2 separate regions of the Homo sapiens genome follow, and region 1 is linked to region 2. The links are chromatin contacts, found by Hi-C or POLR2A ChIA-PET in ENCODE. All regions are on one chromosome and are shown on one strand. Each heading gives the region's core, a stretch centred on a gene start or an enhancer-like site at or near the end of the contact. The rest is flanking DNA. Distances are from core to core; before and after follow the strand shown. Region 1 overlaps PTPRG (protein tyrosine phosphatase receptor type G). Region 2 overlaps PTPRG (protein tyrosine phosphatase receptor type G).

Region 1 (4,130 bases), core at 330-2,829, 39 kb before region 2:
CACTGCATCATCACCTATTTCATTAAGTTCATCACATTCTCTCACTAATTAACCTTTAGCAGCACCTGGGCTTCAGTCAGCGAGCGTAAATCTCATTCCCATAACTTAGGGTGCGAGACTCTGTTTTATTTCAAATCCATCTTTCAGGGAGAGCTTTCAAATACGTTGAATCCTATAGCACTCTTTTTCATCACCTACACATATCTTTTCACCGCATTTCCAGTTTATAAAATAAAACCCTGTAAAATTATTCATGAAATTTCCCATGCTGCAGGTTCCCATAATCTATTCAGGTAAGAAATGCAAAAAACAAACCATCCACCATTATGTTGATTTGAAAGCATTAATTGTGGCCATGGTTTTATGAAGAATGTTATCTATTTCCATCCTGTACAAATTTAGGAGAAACTGTGGTTTCCTGTTCCAGGGTGTTGTCCAAAAATGACTCCACAGAAGTCTGCAAAAATAATCTTTGACGTTTTGTTTCAAGAGGAATACTTGGAGTGTTTCCCACTGAGAGAGGAAATGGGTTTGTCCCAACTGCAAAAGGCCCAGTGTACTCCAAAGACTGCAAGAACAAACGCAATTTAGGTTTGAACAATGTTTAATGAAATCATTATTTCACAAACACTCCGGGAAGGAACTTTTGCTGTGATATCAAACTGTTCTCCAGCCAGATGGCCTGACTTCCCTGAACTTCAGTTTCCTCAACTATAATGTGAAGATGAATTGAATTACCTGCCTCTTTATGAGATTTATTGTAAGGAATAAAACAAGTGCATTGTGCTTGGCAGAGTGCCTGACACATAGTAGGAGCACAGTACAGGTATTTTACACATGTATACATGTGTGTGGGTGTGTCTTCTCCTTTAATAAAGCATTAGATTGAGCATAAAGACGACTCAAGATATAGTATACTGAGCAATTTAGGGAAGAGCAAGTCTTTATATTCCATGTTCATTATAGGAACAACCTGGTTTAACAAAACGCATAATGAATAAAAATAGTCTGAAATAATTCTAATATGAAAAGATAAAATACATTTGCAAGACCTGATGAGTTGCTATAAGATATATTAAGATACTCTAAAGTATAACTCCACTTTGGAAAAGAACAGCCTTAACTTGGAAAAGATAAAAAATGCAAATGTTCCTTCAGCATTTTCCTTTAATTCTGACTCACTGAATGTGAAGTTTGCCAACAGAGGATTTCAGGGCCAAAATGGGCTGCTCAGAGGTCAGGCACACAAAGTGCTTTCCCTTGACCAAAGATCATACAGAGCCTGCCTAGGGCAAAGACTGCAGCAAGGCTGTGACTTCAGCCCCACCCAGCAGTCACAACCACGCGTGAAGGTGGGGGCATGGCGAGAGAGAGTGCAAACATGGAGGGAGGTTTTCACCTCTACCCCAAGCCTAAGAGGCTTTTCACTGCCAGTCCTGTAGCATGAGGCACTCCAGGACATGCACTTCAGCCAATGCAAAGTGTGCATGAGAATTGCCTACGTCCTCAGCCACAGCTCAAAACCAGGAAAGGCTCCAGGTTCCCTAACACTCATCAACTAGAGTAACAAACCCTTCATCTGCATAAGTATTTACAGCTCATGGCAGGGGACAAGGCGTCTCTGCAAATACTTTCATAAAGTCTGAGGAAGAAGACAAGGGGAAAAGCAAGCTGGATCCAAAGGGAAGCTCTCTATATAGAATGCAATTATGTAAGAGTTTAACAGTGGAAGCAGAATCAGAAATTCGTCCGTCACAGGACAGAAGGCTGTCTTAAGCCTCTGTCTGCATCTCTTCCAGAACAGGAAGTCTCTGTGAATATCTGGACATGTTGACCAGCCCAACTTTAAGGCAGAGATTTTTTTTTTCAAAGATCATTTATTTGTTTTGTTCTGGATTTCCAGACAAAGAACATGCTTCATACAATCATTTGAACCTCTTCTATCTTCTTGGCTTGAGTTTTTGGAGCAATGAGCAACCTGGAATCCCCGAAGGAGGGAGGTCTATTAGAATTTTCTGCAGTGATAGCCATGTTCAGTGTCCTCGCTGTCCAAGATGGTAGCCACACTGGCTCCTGAGCCCTCAAAATACAGCCGGTGAGACTGAGTGCATGAGTGTCCTGGGGTGCTAATAACAACACACCACAAACTGGGTGCCTAAAACAACAGTTGTTGTCTCACAGCTCTGGAGGGCAGAAGTCCAAGATCAAGGTGTCAGCAGCACTGGGCCCTTCTCAGAGCCATGAGGGGAAGATCTACTCCATGCCCCTCTTGAAGTTTCCCGTGGGCTGATGGCAATCTTCGGGGGGTTCCTTGGCCAGTAGATGCCTTGCCCTGATCCATGCCTTAACATTTGTGTGGTGTTCTCCCCGTGTGCTTGTATCTCCATCCAAATTTCCCATTTACATAAGGACACCTGTTATACTGGATTAGGTGCCCATTCTACTCCCGTATGGCATCATCTTAACTCATTATATCTGTAGCAACCTTATTTCCAAAGAAGGTCACTTTCTGAAGTACTAGGGGTTAGGAATTCAACATATGACTGGGGGAAAGGGGAAACAACTCCACTCCAAACACCGAAGAATTGAATTTTTAATTTTATTTTTCCATCTATTTGAATGTGAATAGCCACATGTGGCTAGTGGTTACTGTACTAGACAGCACAGTCGCAAAATATTGTCCCTCTCTCTCTATTTTTTGAGACAGGGTCTAGCTCTGATACCCAGACTGGAGTGCAGTGGTGCCATCTTAGCTCACTGCAACCTCCACCTCCTGGACTCAAGCAATCCTCCAACCTCAGCTTCCTAAGTAGCTGGGACTATAGGCATGTGCCACCACACCTGGCTAATTTTTCTATTTTTAGTAGAGACGGGGTTTTGCCATGTTACCCAGGTTGGTCTTGAGCTCCTGGGCTCAAGTGATCTGTCTACTTCAACCTCCCAAGTGCTGGGATTACAAGCATGAGCCACCACGCCCAATAAAAATATTGTCTCTCTTTCACTGTGCTTTTACCAAGAGCTTGCTGTGTTCTAGGTACTGTGGCAAGCTCTATGCATAGAAGGCACTGGTGCCACCAGTTACCCAAGGAGGAAGCCCAAGTTCAGAGAAGGTAAATAAGGTACTTTATTCAAGGTCAATGAGCCTCAGAGTCAGGAAGGGAATCCAGATGGGTGTTTTTTTTGACTCTGAAGCCTGTTTCTTGAGCTGCCCCAGTGGCTGTTTCCTTTACAATTTAAATAAGAAACCACCCTAGGACCTGCAACCGTCACATGGATGACTACATTCCTAGCTGCTTCTTATAGGAAGACAATTCATCACTCGGATATTAATTGCTATTGTACGAATTAATTACTTGCTATTGTAGCTTTAAGCCTTAACAATGTAACAATAATTGTCTCTTTTAAATTACAGGTATAAATAATAAAATACAGCAAATCAAATATTTCGAGCATTTATCAGAGATTAGACACCGTAGTGAGTGCTTTAGGCAGATCTTCTTTAATCTTCACAATAATTACTATTATTATCCCTATTTAATGGATGAGCAAGCTGAGGCTTTCAAAGGTTAAGCACTTTGCTCAAGGTGACAGCGCAAATTAATGTTACATCTGGAACCCAAATTCACATCCCAAACTGGGACCCTCCCTCAGTCTTCTGCACCCACTAAAAAACCTTGACAGTTCATTTCACCAAGCACCTATCAGGTATTTGGCAGGTGCCTTTTAAATCACTAATACTTTAAAAACACAAAAGAATAGGAAACAACCTCCACTCACAAAATGCTGGGATTTCAAAACTGTCTCCCTGAACCTCTGACATTTGATTTCGTACAACTTATTAATATACATGCTTATGGACCAAAAATAATGGAAAATACATTATAAGACATGAAATATTTCACAGTCTCCGAAGTGATTCACCTTGCAAAGCAGCCACCCCGTGTAACAGAGAACCAAAGAGAGCTTCCTTTTTTCATCTTCCACAATATACACCTTTACAGAGAGAATACTCCTTGAAGACATTTCTGGTGAGAGGTTTAACTCAAGTAATAGCTTTGCATGAGAGTTTAAGGATGAAGTATGTGATTTTAAAAACAGCATCATGGGTTTTCAAGGGGAAAATGGAAATG
Region 2 (3,748 bases), core at 392-2,891:
CTGCACTCTAATCCTAAATTACTCCTGCCCATGCATCACTTCTTCCTGGATATCCTACCTGCACCCTAAACTCATTTTTGGTCTAGAACTGAATTTGCCAGCTTTCATACAAACCTCTACCCTTTCCTCTATTCTCTGTACCAGTCGTATTGTTCTTATTTTATCCTGCACTCCCTGTAGAGTACACTTTGGCCTCCAACATGCTATTATGCTCACAGTTGCAAGTATCACTGGCTTCCTGGCCACAGACCAAAAGCCATTTAGGCTGTGCAGGCACAGCCCACTTCCAGCTACAGAGGCTCAACAGGCTAAACAGTTTCCCAGCCCCCCATTGCAGCTATAAGGTGGGCATGGCCACAATTCCAAGAACACACCTGAGGTGAAGTATGCAATGGGACTTCTGGGAAAGCTCTGCCTCCCTGATACAGGAGCTGGGGGAAAACTGTTCTGCTTAATCACCTTGAAATCAAGAGAGCACAGAGCTTCAATAGCTGTGCACCCGCTCAAAAAGCTTCCGTGGCTCTCAACTGTCAAGTGAATAAAATCTAAGCTCCTTAGTTCAGGATTCAAATGCCTTAATTATCTGGTCCACATTTATGTTTCAAGTTTATGTCTTTCTATTCCCCTTCATATTAATACAGAATAACTATATTATTTTCTTTTCAAGCTTACAACGTGCCAGATAACCTGCTAGGTACATGACATATAGTATTCACTGTCCACACTGGCCCCTATGTGGTCAGTGTTATAATACTTATTTTACAGAAATTAACAGGATCAGAACTCAAATGTAAGTTTCTCTCCATAAAGCCTCATGTTTTTCAACCCTTATTTCTTGGGTATCTTCTGTGTGTCAGACACTAGTACACCATACCACTTCCTCTTCCAGTTGGATTTTCTATCTGTCCCACTCCTTTAGGGTTATTCTTCTGGGCTCAGCTCAGAAAACTGTTTCATGGGCAATGTCTCCCCTCAAGATGCAGCAAAAAGCCATCAGTGATCACATTTTTCTCTGAAAAAAGAGTGCATCTTTATTTTCTTCTTTTAATCCTTCCTACTTCTAGTATGGTAATATAATTATACCTTACTCCAAATTTGAGGATGCAAGCTCTTGACTAAGGCAAAGTCTGCTGCTTATTCATTTTGTAACTTTCCCCCACTAACCTCCCCCACCGTGATAATAATAAGAAACAACAGTTACTGGGCCTTCACTATGTGGAAGGCAGTGAACTAACACTTTACACATTCTTTTACTTATTCTTATGATAACTCTATGGATTATATTACCCCCATTTTACAAGAAAAGAAAAAAATGTGGCAAAGTTAAGTCATCTGCTCAAGGTCACAAGCCTACTAGATAGCAAAAACAGATTAAATCCAACAGGTTCAGTAGAAATAATTTTTTAAAAATTTTAATGGTATACTACACCTCAGTTTTTATCAACAAAGATACAAAAGGTCTAAACTTTAAAGCACTTGGATCAAAAGGCCCCATTAGGAGTTGACCCAAGTTGTAAAGCCTTTTTTACTGCCAGATTTGAACAACGGGGATGGGTTTAAGAATAACCTTCACTGAGCTTCTCTGGCCAAATTCTGTGTGGGAGGGCAGGAAAGGGAGGAGTTTAATTCAGTATTATCTAGGCCAAGGGATCCGTGCCCAGTGCAACGTATGTGCCAAAGATTTTAGGCCTAAGTTGAAATCTTTGTGCGATTTTGCGAAAGGGATGGTGTGTCCTACATAATTAAATGTGCCTTTAGAGCCAGTATCATATTATGGAATTTGAATGGCTTATATTCAAAGAAATTGATTCCTGCCTGGGAAGGTTATGATGAGGTTGATAACTTCTTTTACGGGTTCCCAAACTGGACCAAGAGCCCACCTACATATGATTTATCTGGGGTGGATGAAAAAAAAATGTATAGATTTCACAGTTAAGGAATAGGGGTGAGTGCCACGTACAAAGTTCACCAGGGGTTTCTGATGAGCTGCAAGATTTGAGAGCCACTGGATTCCAGTTCACTCCACATCTTAACAGCTAACACCTTTGTAACTTCTCCACTTAAAAATAACCAAACAAAAAATCGGAGGGTTTTCTCCTAGTTTCTGGCTTTAGTTTCCAGTAACTGCAATTTTAAAAAGTTCCAGATGATGATTCTTAGGTCTCCTTCAAATGTGGTTACACACACAAAAGGTCCAATCCTAAAGAATCCACTCTCTGGATTTCAGTAATGCCTATTGAGTTTTGTTTGTATAACAATATCAGCTCCGTGCCTGGATAGGATTACACAGAGTCAGGGAGAGCAAGCACGTTCTGAGGAAAGCAGCTTGCCCTTCAATAATCTGATAAACAGGCGTTAACAGAAGCACCACAAGTACTGGATGCCCCGGTCTGCGAGCCTTTGTTGAACCATATGTCAGAGTGCTCCTAGCTCTGCAGAAGATCAAAAATATGGTTGCCCAGTTAAAAGTCATTCTCTGAGCTGCTTTGCAGGAACAAGAGGGAAAGGAAGGGCTTTGCTTATAAGAATGGAATAAATAGTCTCAATATACAATTTGACATCTGAAAGGGCAAAAAAAAATCATCCCAATACGATTCAATAATACATATTTACGTACACACACATACCCTTACATGAACACATTTATGATTCTGTTATCAAGATGGCATTTACACAAGTGTACATATGTGTATATATGTTATTTTCTAGCAGTCTTAGATTATTCCAACAACTTGAATCATTATCAGCTAAAAAATAAAGAAAAATATAAAATTCAGCTAACTACTGGAACTTGCACTGATCAAGACCTCTGTCACCAAATTGACCACAATGTTAAAATACACATCAGCTTCTACATGATGAAAGAGGAATCAAGAGGGAGTAAAAGAACAACGCACAGCTCTCAGGGTCAAAACTAAGTTCTGACAATGTCACTGGCATACCATATACGCTGGCCCAGAGACAGACCGGATGTAAACTTGAGTAATGACAAGTAACTTTAATTAAACTCTCCAACTGCTTATACGTCTGATGAACTTCAAAATGTACTTGCTCATCAAGTTAGGGTCTCTCAGAGTGGTAATCCTTTCTTATCAATCTTTGACAAACTATTAAATTTCCCATTTTTCCCCTGACCAATGGTAGAATGCCCTCTCTCCTTGTGATTTACAAGTCGTCTCAGAAATTAGAAAATGATGTACAGCTAGTGCAATTCATTTTAATAGGAATTTGAATGGCTTCTCTTTCCCTTTTTCGAAATACAATATCCTGAATTGTCCTCTCCGTCCATGTGATAAATCACTTGGGTGCAGAAAATGAAGAATTTTTAAATGGCAAGATAAAAGGCATGATTCTGTATTCTCTGTTTATGAAAGGGCTGCTCTTTGAAGTGACAAAAGCTGTGGTGCTGCTGTGTTTCCACCTGTAAAACTCCTATAAAATTTAATAGAACTTAGAGGGGTACACAAGCCACGGAGTATGAAACCTAATTTCCATCCCAGTTCATTTGATTTCCTAAAATTACATCAACAGCAAAATCAGATAGATTGTAGACACTGGTTTTATGAGGCTTCTAATAGGCAAAACTCTTATTTCAGTATTTAAAGAATAATTACCACTCTGTAATTCAGCCATGGGCCCATCGGAGCCTATTTCTGTCATCTCCTTTCATTTGCCAATAGGTATAACCAACACAGGTTTGCTAACTACCCTATCACATATTTTAGATAATTTAAGAAGAAAAAAAATG

What was found. A loop is a pair of places that touch in the nucleus more often than their neighbours do. ChIA-PET counts read pairs that join two places held with the same protein, here RNA polymerase II (POLR2A). Pooled maps may share reads with other maps.
Region 1: a map of heart right ventricle shows a loop between it and region 2 (5-fold over the local background). The contact joins two enhancer-like sites. A Hi-C loop is called at or near these places in 11 of 168 maps with a recorded cell type or tissue (Right ventricle myocardium inferior, cardiac septum, heart left ventricle and 2 more) and 11 of 50 pooled maps. POLR2A ChIA-PET finds 5 or more read pairs at or near these places in 4 of 52 experiments (A673, AG04449, GM12878 and 1 more).

The regions. Positions count from the first base shown.
Region 1 is chr3:61,845,485-61,849,614 of GRCh38, reverse strand. All of the region lies in intron 2 of PTPRG (protein tyrosine phosphatase receptor type G), which reads right to left. Among named protein-coding and RNA genes, the nearest start is that of PTPRG, 290 kb to the right of the region's middle. Within about 2 kb of position 1,579, at least 22 of the 41 ENCODE cell types and tissues checked have a DNase peak (open chromatin) inside an H3K27ac peak, as active enhancers do; they include heart left ventricle and heart right ventricle, where a contact is called at or near this core.
Region 2 is chr3:61,806,589-61,810,336 of GRCh38, reverse strand. All of the region lies in intron 2 of PTPRG (protein tyrosine phosphatase receptor type G), which reads right to left. Among named protein-coding and RNA genes, the nearest start is that of PTPRG, 250 kb to the right of the region's middle. Within about 2 kb of position 1,641, at least 13 of the 41 ENCODE cell types and tissues checked have a DNase peak (open chromatin) inside an H3K27ac peak, as active enhancers do; they include heart left ventricle and heart right ventricle, where a contact is called at or near this core.